2 separate regions of the Homo sapiens genome follow, and region 1 is linked to region 2. A link is a contact called in ENCODE Hi-C or POLR2A ChIA-PET data. All regions are on one chromosome and are shown on one strand. Each heading gives the region's core, a stretch centred on a gene start or an enhancer-like site at or near the end of the contact. The rest is flanking DNA. Distances are from core to core; before and after follow the strand shown. Region 1 overlaps CLEC16A (C-type lectin domain containing 16A). Region 2 overlaps CLEC16A (C-type lectin domain containing 16A).

Evidence for each region. Hi-C counts contacts between places; a loop is a spot of excess contacts on that map. ChIA-PET counts read pairs that join two places held with the same protein, here RNA polymerase II (POLR2A). Pooled maps may share reads with other maps.
Region 1: a map of Right ventricle myocardium inferior shows a loop between it and region 2 (2.2-fold over the local background). The contact joins two enhancer-like sites. A Hi-C loop is called at or near these places in 2 of 168 maps with a recorded cell type or tissue (Right ventricle myocardium inferior and sciatic nerve) and 3 of 50 pooled maps. POLR2A ChIA-PET finds 5 or more read pairs at or near these places in 5 of 52 experiments (AG04450, MCF 10A, Panc1 and 2 more).

The regions. Positions count from the first base shown.
Region 1 is chr16:11,026,593-11,033,935 of GRCh38, forward strand. The region is part of intron 13 of CLEC16A (C-type lectin domain containing 16A); the gene reads left to right. It also overlaps the pseudogene RPL7P46. Among named protein-coding and RNA genes, the nearest start is that of CLEC16A, 86 kb to the left of the region's middle. Within about 2 kb of position 5,839, at least 4 of the 41 ENCODE cell types and tissues checked have a DNase peak (open chromatin) inside an H3K27ac peak, as active enhancers do.
Region 2 is chr16:11,134,223-11,140,729 of GRCh38, forward strand. All of the region lies in intron 22 of CLEC16A (C-type lectin domain containing 16A), which reads left to right. LOC105371081 (a long non-coding RNA gene) reads right to left here and starts at 828. Exons shown (of 2, transcript XR_001752081.2): 1 at 741-828. RefSeq lists enhancers at 5,926-6,504, 6,505-6,507. Within about 2 kb of position 4,654, at least 4 of the 41 ENCODE cell types and tissues checked have a DNase peak (open chromatin) inside an H3K27ac peak, as active enhancers do.

The DNA of each region.
Region 1 (7,343 bases), core at 4,589-7,088, 110 kb before region 2:
ATTGTTCTGCTGTTTTTGATTTTGTTGATTTCTGTTCTTATGTTTGTTTGGGGTTTTTTTTTTTTTTTTTTGCCTTCTGCTGCTTCCAATTTAATTTACTTTTTGTTTTATAACTTCTTATAAAGAAGCTTTAGGCATTGTGGGAAGCACTTTATTGTCCACAGCCAAGCTGCTTGTGATGAAACTGTAACTTACAAGAAAAGGGCTGGGTTTTAAAAATGACACAGGCTCTAAAAACCCTGGAAGCGGTGCAACTTTTGGCAGGAATGGGGGTTAGCAGGACCTCAATGGCTCACTATGGCTAAGTGAACGCTGACTGGGTCCTCCAGCGTGAGCTAGAACAGACGTCTCTATGGTCAAGTAAACAGCGCGCGTGCTGTCTTTCCCATGTGGTGGGGTTGCGCATGATCAGTAGCTGCACCACTAGAAAGATGGCGGAGGAAGAGCAAAGAAAAATCCCTTTGGTTCCAGAAAATCTCCTGAAAAAGAGGAAGGCTTATCAGGCACTCAAAGCCACCCAGGCAAAGCAGGAACTTTTGGCAAAGAAGGAGCAGAAGAAAGGAAAAGGGCTCAGGTTTAAGCTACTGGAATCATTCCTACATGATTACTGGCAGCAGAAACCTGACAAGGTGCATCTCAGACGACTAGAAGTGAAACCTCATGCCGTGGAATTGCCAGATAAACATTCCTTGGCCTTTGTTGTACGCATCGAAAGGATTGATGGCGTGAGTTTACTGGTGCAGAGAACCATTGCAAGACTTTGCCTAAAGAAAATTTTTAGTGGTGTCTTTGTAAAAGTCACCCCCCAGAATCTACAAATGCTGCGTATAGTGGAAACTTATGTGACCTGGGGATTTCCAAATCTGAAGTCTGTCCGAGAACTCATTTTGAAACGTGGACAAGCCAAGGTCAAGAGTAAGACCATCCCTCTGACAGACAACACAGTGATTGAGGAGCACCTGGGGAAGTTTGGCATCATTTGCTTGGAAGACCTCATTCATGAAATTGCATTCCCAGGGAAGCATTTCCAGGAGATCTCATGGTTCTTGCGCCCTTTCCACCTCTCAGTGGCCCATCATGCTACCAAAAATAGAGTGGGCTTCCTCAAGGAGATGGGCACACTTGGCTATCGGGGTGAACGCATCAATCAGCTCATCCGCCAGCTGAACTAGACCCAGGTGCCAAACTGCAGTATATTTTTGATCAATGAAGTGGAAGCATGTGTTTTGTTGTTTTGGGAATTTTTATCAAGTGTCTTCAGAGAAGATTATTTCCTGCTCTGTCTTCAAAAACTGGAAAGGAAGGGTCAAAGAAAAGACAGTAGCTGGCTGGGCGTTGTGGCTCACGCCCGTAATCCCAACACTTTGGGAGGCTGAGGTGGGCAGATCACTTGAGGTTGGGAGTTCGAGACCAGCCTGACCAACATGGAGAAATGCCATCTCTACTAAAAATAAAAAATTAGCCGGGCATGGTGGCGCATGCCTGTAATCCCAGCTACTCAGGAGGCTGAGGCAGGAGAATCGCTCAAACGTGGGAGGCGGAAGTTGCAGTGAGCTGAGATCACGCCATTGCACTCCAGCCTGGGCAACGAGCGAAACTCTGTCTCAACAAAAAGAAAAGACAGTAGCTTATGTTCATGTCAAGCACCTCTCATCAGAGTCTAGTTCCAAGGAAAAATTCCAGTGTTTTCTACATTGGGTGCTGCGTCGTCTGAAATCGGCACATTCCATGGAGGAAGGAGTCCTGCTTTGTTGCATCTATCCTAGGGTTTAATGTTGGTAAATGAGTCACTCTAGCATTTGTACAAGGCTCCCTAAGACTCCTGCAGCAGTCGACCAAGCCCAAGGACATAATTGAATCTGGAGAGTCCTGGAGCCTTGTTTTGAAAAAGACTTGAAATACACATAGGAAGAAAGGCATAAAAATAAAGGTTCACTTGTCTCTGCTGTGGAAAAAAAAAAAAAAAGAAGCTCTAATTATTGATTTTAATCATCGTAGGAAGCTTTGATCATTGATTTTTTAAGCAAATCAGCTTATTTTTTTAAACTAACGTACCATAAAATTAACTCATTTTTGTATTTAATTCTGTGAATTTTGGGACATGTATGGATAGGTGTGAACACCACTTAATCAGGAGATAGTACAGTTTCATTATCAGAAAAATATCCCTCAGGCTATTCCCTTTCCAGTCATTGATTTTTAAACCTTTCTTCTCTATGACTTTAATGCTATAAATTTCCCTGTAAGCACTGCTTTACCTGCATCCAGTAAATTTTAACATATGAGGTTCATTCAGCTTAAAATTTTACACAGTTTCCCTTTTGATTTCTTGTGTTTTGTCATGTGTATAATTTCTAGCTGTGTTTCTCTTATTGATTTTTCTCCTGCTTTTGGATTCCTTCCCCCATTTTTTGCATGCCTGGTCATTTTTGATTGGTTGACAGTTACTGTGGTTTTTCACAGTTGGATGCTGGATTCTTCCTGTAAATATTTTTGGGCTGATGGTTCAGTTAATTGGAGTTGGTTTGATCCTTTTTTGAGGCTTGCTTTTAAGCTCTGTGAGAGCTGGTCCAGACAGCCTTCAGTTTAGGGCTAACTTCGCCCTATTACTGAGACATTACCCTTCTGAGACTCTACTGTGTCCCATGGTGAGGTGGTCTCTCCACACTGGCCCCCCCAGTGTGAGCTCCAGGAATTGTTCCACAGGCTTCATTCTGGCAGGTCTTTCCCTTTCTTCATGTGCATGCACAGACCAGAACACAGCAAGGTTCTAAAGGAACCCTCTGCACATGTCTGAGCTCTCTCTCTGCAGCTCTCTCTTCATTTATCTTGTCCATGAATTTTAACCCCTTGATCTCCCTGAACTCCAGACTCTGCCTTCTCTGAGAGAACCACAGTCTTTGGGTTTTCTATCCCTTTGCTGAGGCCCGGATACTCTCACTGGACAGCAAGCTGGAGCAATCACTGGGCCACTGCCTTTGTGCTTCTCCCTCTCAGGGATCTCTCTCTTATGCTGCCTGTTCATCCAGAGTCTGATAACCATTGTTTTGTATATATTGTCTTGCTTTCTAAGTTGCCTGAATTAGTAGGATAAATTCAGTCCATCTTGGCCAGAAGCATAGCACCTTTAAAGAAAAAGTTGGATTGAAGTCTAATTGATATGCAATAAACTGAACATATTTAAGGTGCACAATTTAATATTTTGACATATGTAAATACCCGTGAAATCATCACCATGATCAAGGCAGTGTATAATCCAGCATCCCAAACATTTCCTCATTCCCCTCCCTTGCTTCCCACACCCCTCTCCCCAAGTAACACCAGTCTGCTTCCTGTCATGCTAGATTAGTTTTGCACTTTCTAAAATTTTGTATAAACAGAGTCATGCAACATGTACTCCTCTTCATGTGGCTTCTTTCAATCCACTTAATTATTTTGAGATCCATCATGATGTTGTGTGTATCTGTAGTTCATTTCTTCTTGCTGAGTAACATTCCATTATATGAACATACCACAGTTTATTCATTCATCTGTTAATGGAAATTTGGGTTGTTTCCAGTTTTGGACTATTACAAACAAAGCTGCTGTGAGCATTTGTGTGGCCCCATACAATGTATGCCCATACAGAGAGTTGTATGAGCATATACATTCTTTTCTCTTGGATAAATACCTAGGAATGGAATGGCTGAATCATATTTCCCATATAATTATGGGAGATATGTGTATGTTTGCTTTTATTTTAAGATACTGCCAAACTGTTTTCCAAGATGCCTATATAATTTTATATCCCATCACCAGTGTACAAGAGTTCTAGTTCCTTTACCTCCTTTCCAACATTTGGTGTGGCCACCTTTTTAGTTTTCACCATTCTAATAGGTTTGCAGTGGTATCTTATGATCTTAATTTGCATATCCCTAATGACATTGAACATCTTTTCATGTGTTTCTTTTGCCATACATGTCTTTGTTAGTGAAGAGTCTTTTCGAATCCTTAGCCCGTTTTTTAAATTGAATTGAGTAAAAAAAATATTGTGTTTCGAGACTTTTGGGTTTTTTTGTTTTGTTTCTTTTAAGACGGAGTCTCACTCTGTTGCCCAGGCCAGAATGCAATGGTGCAATCTTGGCTCGCTGCAACCTCCGCCTCCCAGGTTCAAGCAATTCTCCTGCCTCAGCCTCCAGAGTAGCTGGGACTACAGGTGTGCGCCACCACGCCCGGCTGATTTTTGTATTTTTAGTAGTGACAGGGTTTCGCCCTGTTGGCCAGGCTGGTCTCGAACTCCTGACCTCAAGTGATACACCCGCCTCAGCCTCGAGAGTTCTTTATGTATTTTGAATGCAAGTCCTTTATCAGAGGCATTTAGCAATGATTTCCCCCAAGTCTGTGGCATGTCTTTTCATTTTCATAACAACATCTTGGGAAGACCAGATGTTTTTTAATCTCCATGAGGTTCCTGTGGCACTTTTTAATACCGCCTTTTCTCTGTATTTTTTCTCTCCCATTCTGGACTGCTAGGCCTTGGAAGGCAGAAACCATGTGCTCCCTGCAGTACCCAGCCTACCGCCTGGCACTCAGTCAGTGCTCAGCCAGAGTTTGCTGATTGGTTGCTGCTCAGCTATGTGGCACGTCCCCAAGGCCATCTCTTCCTGGCAGCTTGTAGCTCAGGGCTTCAGCAAAGAAGGTGCTGTCTGTGTGGTGTAGATGCCAGGCTCCATGGGACAGTGGGCAAGCTCCTCATCTTGGTGACTGGTGTTCTCCATGGGCTTCCTTCCTGCAGCCCTGACCTGTACGGGGAGCAGAGACGTCATGGCTTACTGGGTGTGCTGCCATGCACCTTCATCCATCTTATGCGCTGGAGAGACCACTCACCTGTGTTCCCGCCTGGGCATCCTACCTCTTTTTCTTGGGAATTTCTTCTTGGAAGAGTAGAACTGTATATTCAAGGAAATTGAATTCCTTCTCCCATTTTCTGCTAATGCTATGCATGTATTGATTCATTCATTCTTCCAACAAATATTTTGGAAGCCCCTGTTAGATGCCAGGCACTGGGATCAGTATTGGGGATGCAGTGGTGAAGCAAACAAATGCTTTCATGGAATCTGGATTCTCTTAGAGGAGACAGACAGTAAACTAGTAACCAAGTAAAATAATCCCATGTAGCGAGAAGTGCAACAGTGAAAATAAAACTAGGTAATGCGGTGGGGCAGGCTGAGGGTAGAGGGTACTACATCCGCCTGAGCAATCAGGAGAGGCCTCTTGGAGGCTTAAGTGATCAGGAGGAATAGCTTGCAGTTTCTGATGAATTTCCTCATGTAATTAGTTATTCAGCAAATGCATGTGGAGCACCGGCCGTGTGCCAGGCAGTGTGCTCAACATGGGGACTACAAACTCCAGGCAGACCAACCCAGGCCCTTGCCCAAGAAAGCATCAGTCATTCTTGGACAGAAAAGTCCTACGAGGAGGCTGTCAGCACAATAGAGGGTCACTTGCCTGGTGGTGAGCATGGACTCTGCCCGCAGGAGTGAGGACCCGTTTCCTGAGGACACCCGGGCTATGGTAGAGGACAGAGCAAGAAGGGGCATGAGAGCCTGTGGCATATCCATCAGATCACTGCCCGTTCCCTAGGGTGAGTGGCAGCATGTCCGAGGCAGCGGGTGCCCCAAGAGGCAGGCATCTGGAGCCAGTCTGCAGGGGGTGGCACAGGCAGCGACTGAACTGTGTTCCTATGAGCCGTGTGGGGCTGCTGGGGGGCAGTTGGTCAGTTAGTGAGCTGACCCACTCTGCACCTCTCAGAATGGGTTTGCAGTAATTCAGCCAGCGGGTGGGAGGGATGAGAGGTGAAACTGAGAGGCTTTCTTATCATTCAGCAGATACTTGCTGAGCGCTTGCCAGGGCAAGGCCCCGTCATAGGCACTCAAACAAGCCCAGATGAGTCTCACTGAAGTGAACAAGAAGATTAATTGTGACTGTGACAAATGGTAGAAGGAAATGAACAGGGTGGAGTGATGAGGAAGCCTAGTGGTTGTGCTGCAGGGGTTACTAGGTGCTAGTCAGGGTGGTCGGGGAGGGCTCCTCTGAGGAAGGACCAGCAGAGCCACAGCCCAGAGAGTGAGAAGGAGCCAGCTCTGCAAAGACCTGGGGCAAGAGTCCTCCAGGTGAAGGGAGCAGCATGTACAGAGGCCCCGGGGTGGGAAGGAGCAGAAAGTGGGCCAAGGTGAGGCTGGCCAGGCGGGCAGGGGCCAGGTCATGAAGGGCCTTGAAGGCCCTGAAGAGGAATTGCCATTTTTTCTCCAAGTGCAATGGGAAACCCCTACCGAATTTTTAAGTAGGACAGTGATGTGGTCAGATGGAAGTTTTTAAAAGAAACGTTGGCTACCAGACAGAAAGTAGATGACTGGGGGTGGGGATGAGTTGCAGGAGGGAACACCGAGAGACTTGCTAAGAAGCTGTTGCAGTCATCCAGGCGAGATAATGTGGATTGGATTAGGCTGCTGGCTGGGGAGTAGAGGAAACTGGAAGGACTTGTGATTATTTCAGCGCTAGAGCCAGGACGTGCTGATGGATTGAATGTAGGGGTCGAGTGAAAGGGACGAGTCAGATGACTCCTGTGATTTGGCTTGAGCAATGGTGGGGGTGCATTTACTAGGATGAGGAGACAAGGAGAGTCACTAGGCTAGGGGTGAGGGGTTCTGGTTGATTTGAAAGGAGGGGGCATGAAGGGAGGAGCCTGGGTAAGGCTCAGGTTCCTGACTCCTTTCCCTGTGTGACCAATAGTGCCATTTCCAGAACTAACAAGCATGGGCCTTGGAGTAGGTTTGGAGAAGAAACGGAAAAGTTCAAGTCCGGTGCCCTGAGGCCCAGGTGCCTGGGGAAGCTGCCTCGTGGGGGAGCTGCCACCTGGTTTATGCTCAGTCCTGGCCTGTGAGCACAGAGTCTGCATTTGGTGGGGCTTTGCTGGTGGAGGTTGGTTGAGTGATTGGTTTTTGGTTATGCAGCAGCTGATCAGGCTGCACTTGACCTTCAGCCTCACTTTTCCAGATCCTTACCCCCCAAATCAGGTCCCAAGTGACCTGGTCTCTTTCTCATAGATTTTTTCCTCATAGTCAATTTTAACATAAAAGCCACGTTCATAAAAACCAAATGTGAGCTCAGGCCTTCCAGTAATCATAATAGATTAGATGCTGCACCGAAATGAATATCCCACAGTGGAAAGGGTTGACCGGTTGGCGGAAGGCGCTTGTTGTGATTCAGTTGGGCCACATAATGAATTCTGGTTTGTTTCTGTAATAGAAAATGCAGCCTTCGCTCTTCTATCAAGTCCGCTGAGTCCTGGGCCAGAGGTGGAG
Region 2 (6,507 bases), core at 3,404-5,903:
CAGCCACCTAAGGCCTCACTGGTACCAGGCAAAACTACGTTGTCGGCTCCAACTCTAAGCATATTTTAGACAGAAAAATTTGTATCTATTTCTGGAAGTGTGAGCTATAATTTGGAAGAATTAACCATGTTGGGCACTTTATATGCACAAATTCTATCCTCCCGACCACCCTGGAAGCTGGTATCACTTGCTCTGCCTCACAGATAGGAAACTGAGGCTCAAAGCAAGACTGCAGAGCTCACATGAGATAGGCTGAGATCTGTACCTCCCCTTCCTGCCTCTAAATCCCATTTGCTTCAAGGCTGGCATTGGTGCAGGTTGAATATTCCTTATCCAAGATGCTTGGGACCATGAGTGTTTTGAATTTTGGATTTGGGGGAATTTTGGAATATTTGCATTATACTTACTTACTGGTTTAGCTTCACTAATCTAAAAATCCGAAATCTGAAATGCTCCGATGTGTGTTTCCTTTGAGTGTCATGTCGACACTCAAAAAGTTTTGGATTTTGGATTTTCAGATTTGGATTGCTCAACCTGCAATGACTGAGCTACTTCGCATGGCAGCTCTGCCTGTCTCAGAATGTCAGAGATCAGTAGGATAGGCCCTCCTTAGAGAGGGGCCTCAAGGGATGCCCCTGGTCTAGACAGAATGTTCCCTACTCCCCTCTTCCGTCATCCACCCTGGCATAGGCCCACATCCTCGTGCCCCAAGACCCACTTCCAGTGTTTCAAGGACAAACCTGCAAAGCAGCAATCCAGAAAGATGCTCCGTCCTGAGACCACCACTTCCAAACCAGGCTAGCGGTGCAGGGCTCGTTCCTGCACAGGTTTGTCCCTGGTGTGCATGAACAAAAAGCAGAAGGATGACTTCAAAATCCTGCCTGAACAAAAGCAGCAGGATTTGAGCCCCTTTCAAAGCTTTCTGGCAATTGCCTCTAAGAGATCAGCCTTCAAGTGGTGGGGCAGGGGTGTGGGGAACAGATCCTACTCAAAAATCAGCCCTGAGCTGAGTCCAAGGGGTCTCCTGTTTGCCAAGCCTCTTTTCAGGGCTCCAGAGCAGCTGTGGAGAGAGAGAGCCTCAGGGAATCTGGAGCTGGGCTCACACAGCCAGAGAAGGAACCGCGTTCCCGGATCCGGGCCTGCAAGGTTTCCCCACTCACAACATGCCCCCCAAAGACACTTTCCCAATAGACACAGTAGCACTTGTCATGGGGAGCCCTCTCTCGCTAAATATGGACACAGTAGGCAGGGCCAGCCATCTTGCCCAGATGCTTTTCTGGGAGGTGGAGGGAGGGGAAGAAGAGAGTTCCAAAGAACTGAGTGTTGCTTCACTCTTTGGGGTCATTACCTAACTCATACTGCCAAAGCGACTGTATGCCCGGGAGCCTTCTGGTCATAAGAGTGTGTCAGATGGCAGGGAACACTCCCTGGTTGCTAATAGAGAAGCCCGTGCAGTAGGTGGGGGGAGAGAACAAACCCCATATGCAATCTGCCATTTGACCTGGGCCATGCCTTAGAATGTTCTGTAGGCTCGGGTGGGCCCGCAGCAGGGCAGCCATGCCGGCAGCACAGCACAGGCCAGTGTCAGTGGCAGAGCGGGTGGCTTGGCCACACACCCCGTGTGCTCACCAGCACGGGCCTGGCCCCACACGTAGGATAGAGCTCTCCAGCCTCATCCTCCAGCCTCCTAGTCAAGCACATCTAGTGCATAACAGAAAAGACTGGAAGACACCAAGAAAAGATCGAACTTACCAAATCTTCCCACCCCAGGGTGTCCATGATCAATCCCAGCATCCTTTTTTTCATTGTTTTTCCTGTTCATTCACAATGGGGTTTCTTTTCCCAGCAGCAGAGTATTTGCCCAGGTGAGAAGCAGCAGAATGAAAGCACCCAGCACAAGCCAAAGAGTATGGGCCCAAGTCCCAGCCTTCCACCTCCACGGGAAAATTGTTAGGTGGCCTTGACCCATTTGGTTCACCTTGTTGGATCTCAGTTTATTCATATAAGAAACAGGGATGATGCTCGACAATGTGAGTGGACTTAAGAACTGAACTGTACTCTTACTAATGGCTCAGATGGTAGATTCTGTTATGTGTACCACAACCGAAAAACAAAAAATGGGATACAAGTGTCACCTCATTAGGCTCTTGTGACATAAAATGAGTTCATTCACCTAAGTGCCCAGAACAATGCCTGACCCATATAAAACGTGCAGCAAAGGTTAACTGCTCTTGCCATTTTGTTGTTGTTGTTGTTGTTGTTGTTGTTAGTTAAGGGCTGAGCCTTGGGACCCCAGAAAATAGGTTCCTTTTCTACACATTAATCAATTAGCACGAACAAAATTACGAATGCAGTAGTCCTTCTGCTGTCAATTACAAAGACATGCTGCAGTGGCACAGAGTTGCTCTTTCACAAAGACTTTCCCTGGGCGTTGGTAAAACACCGGGGTGTAATAGAGCAGGCAGAATTTTCCTCCTCACACAGAAGAGATCCTGTAATCTGCCTGAGGCCCCACAGCTCTCAGAGGCTGAGCCAGGGCTGGAGAAGAGCACAAATTGGGCCTCCAGCCCAGCACACATCCTGTCCCCTGGGGTGCTGACTGCCATCATTGGCACTGCGCCCATCTGAGCCAGGCAGTCCCCCGGAGCCTCACAACAGCTCTGGGAAGCTAGTGTCATTCCTCAGTGCCCAGTGTTACCAGCTCACAAGTGGCCAGCCAGGGCTCCCTGGTTTCCACTCCGTGAACCGCCATGCCCTCCGTTCTGAAGCATATTCAGAGGCAGAACACCTGGAAATCAGGTGAGCTTTGGGAACCCCACATATTCTTGCTGTATTCTACTCCATCGTGTGAACCAAGAGTACAGAAGTCATCAGAGAGCATGACTTGCATCTGTGTCTCAAGTCTGTATCTAAAGGAAAAGTCCATAAAATCACCCAAGGAAACATCCTAAGCCTTTTCTGTTGGTGTTTTTTTTCTTTGCTTCTGAATCATTTGTTTTATCAACCGCAAGTTCTCATTAACAGACAAGTGATAGGAGATGCCAAGGTGTGAAGGCCCCTTTATGGCAGAAAACCGAGAAACGAAAAATTCCTAGCCCTTAATTCTGTATGTAAGTTGATAAAAGTCCATCTTGATTTGATTTTTGCCTTAAAATCTCTCTGACTAGCTCAAAGACAATCCCCTGGAACAAGGTTTGGGAACCACTTCCCAAGAATTAGAGTGCCTTTGGGATCCAAGAAAATGAAATGCCAGCTGGGCGTGGTGGCTCACACCTTTAATCCCAGCACTTTGGGAGGCCGAGGCGAGTGGATCACCTGAGGTCAGGAGTTCCAGACTAGCTGGGTGACAGAGCGAGACTCCATCTAAAAAAAAAAAAAAAAAAAAAAAAGTGAAATGCCAACATGGTGAAATCCCATCTCTACTAAAAATACAAAAAGTAGCCGGGCGTGGTGGTGTGTGCCTGTAGTCCCAGCTACTCAGGAGGCTGAGGCAGGAGAATTGCTTGGACCTGGCAGGTGGAGGTTGCAGTGAACCAAGGTCGCACCACTGCACTCCAGCCTGGGTAACAGAGCGAGACTCCCTCTCAAAAAAAAGGGAAATGCAAATAAGCAGTATTGCCGAGTGCACAGTTGGTGGGAAGGAGAGTTAGTTCGTGAGGACCCACTAAGAATGGGAAAAACCAACTGAATCAAAAGGCAGAGATGCAGCAATAATGGTGCCTCAGAGACAGGCAGAAGCCATTTGATTTTCCACGTGGCCGTTTCCTTCATGCTGCTGATGGCCTCTTCAAAGCACGGCAGCTCCTGGGGGCCAGGGTACGGGACCGCCTGGTGGAGAAGAATTGGGGTAGGGAAAGAATTGGCATTTTTTAAAGGAACTTTTACAATTCCAAGGAAGTGACATGACAAACATGTTGACGAGGGTCAGGAAAAGGAAGGTTGGCTGAGCAAGCGTTTACTAAGGCCCTTGATGAATCAAATAAACACTGCACAGGGCTTACAGAGAAGCCTGGGGTCAGGGGGAGGGACTGTGAGCAAGTCTTGCCAGCTAGTGGGCTCTGTGGTGCTTCTGGCTTGGCACATGCAAAGGTGTGGCTGCAGGGTAGGGATGAACAGAGAGCTGGGAAGCTCAGCAGGGCCCGATAGCAAAGCGCTTTGTGAGCTTGCCCCATGGTTCGAATTTTATCCTAGAAGCAGCAGGAAGCCATTGAAGGTTCTAAGACAGATCAGGGGACATGGGTGGCAAAATGGACTTGGGTTTTAACTGACTGGAGTTGGGAAGGGCAGAGGAGAAGGGTGGAGTGGGAAGGCCACAAGACACATTCTGGCCCCTTCACTGCATGCTCACAGCTGTGCGTCAGGTGATGCCCGTGGGCGGATGAGAAAAGTCCCACAGGCTGGGGTGCGGCCTTCCTTACCTTTCTCTGGCCATTTGCCACTTACTTGTACTATAGGATTATATTGCTTGTTTCAAAAAACCTAAATGACCACTGTTTTCACTCAACAGCGTATCCTGGAGTGTTTTTCATTTTAGTTCGCAGGCGCACCCTCATTCGATTTTGACTGCTGCGATCATCTGGTCAAACCACTGTTCATTGAGCCAGTCCCCTACTGATGGATGTTTAGGTGGTGGCCAATTTTTTGTCCTTTAACAAATAGGCATCTCCAAGTGCCCTTGCGCAAGGGTTTCCTCAGGGTAAATAACCATGAAGTGAAAACAGAAATAGCTACGCTGAGAAACTAACAGGATTTGGTGACCAATTTGACTGAGGGAGTGGGAAGCCACAGAGCTAGCTTAAGGCAAAATCTTAAGAAGGCTTGGTTTCCCTCCCCGAATGTTCTCTGTGCATTTAGCTAGCAAGGGCATCTCGATGATCCCAACTTCTGACCCAACAGTCCTTGTGTGTCTTGTGGGTCTTGTTCTGTCCAGAAGGCCTTCGGGAGTTGTGGTGACTAGAAGGGTCCCCAGGAACTGGTGGGGGTCTCCGGGGTGGCCCACTCATAGCTTGGCTTGTCATCTCAGACAGAACCTCCAAGCTTGGCATGATGGAGACACCAGTGGGTTCTGTTCCCACCTCCTGGCACCTCTGCTGAGGTTACAGCTTTCTACACTTCTTTTCTCTCTATAACCAGAATCCCATGACTAAAATACAGTTTTCTTTATTTGCAGCTGTCCAGCCATGGCATTTAGTATAAATATGCTTTTCTCCAAAAACACACACAGTATTATTTTTTTTAACATCTCAAATTCCCAAAGGGCCAAAAGTCAATATTATCCCAGTGTGATAGGAATGGCTGTTTTGCAACATCTCTTCACACTTACACAGCCTGCTTGCTGAAGCCTCAGAGTAATCACAAAAACACATTCCAAAACCCATCAGCCTGGCTGCTGGATTGTTTTACTGTCTCTGTCACTCCCTGCTGTGAGCTCAGTCCTTGAAAGTCGCCGCCTCAGTTTCCATGTTGAGGGTGAGAAATTCACAGCGTGATTTGGGGAGCAGATGCTTCAACTGTATGAACTGCAAAGTTTGGACTGTGAAGTGCAGTGACTCCTCTGAAAATATTTGCTAGCTGGTAAAATTCAGGCTCATGGCATATGTGGTCTACTTCTAGCCTTACAGACTTATTTAAGGTCCCAGGATAAAAATCCTATTTATTGAATGCCAACTATGTGCTAGGCACTGGGCTAGGTGCTTTACACAAAATAAGGAGATAAGTATGTAAATACTGTATAAAGTTATTAGTCCTACTTTTATAGCTGGGGCAAGCAAGAGTCAGAAAGCAAGGTCCCCTGCCCGGAGTCTCAAAGTTCATCCCTGGAGAGGGTGCCTGCTTCTTCTACCTCTTCTACCGGCTTCCTGAGAACAAAAGTTATCTCTTGTCCTTTGTTCTTTCTCTTCCTGCTAAGTTGATTTGAAGGCTCTGCAGAGCTTCTGGGGTAACCTACGTGCCCCTTTGTTGTGGCTTTCTGAGCACGATGACCTCACCGGCCCACAGCTGGGTCTCCGGTGCTGGGTTCCAGGCACACTCCAGCCTCCTGGCTCACGGATGTCCTGTTGAACCTCACGGATGGCTGGGTGGCAGGAAGAGTCAGTGTGGATGGAATGAGCCTTCCTCAAAAACCCCCACCACCGCTCTTAGTAACCCGGAAAATGCTCTGAAATAGTTGACATTTACAAAGTCTTGGGCATTTGGGGAGAAAAACGTTCTTTTTTTGGCCAGATTTCCAGCATGAAGCCCAAGGGAAATGTCCACGGGCTCAGCACAGTGGTCTAGCATCTCAAAGCAGTGCTTGGCCTGGTGGAGGCCATGGCTTTCCCATCCTGCCCTCTCTCCACATCCAGCAAAGAACAAATGCAGAATCTGGCCTGTCCTCCTGTCCCCACCATGTCCCACAGAGTGGCCCTTTGTGCTGACCCAACACGAAGCACCTGAAAGGCTTGCTCAAGCTGCCGGACTTGAGCAGCTTGAAAGCCACCATCATCAGTGCACCTGCTGTGCCCAGGT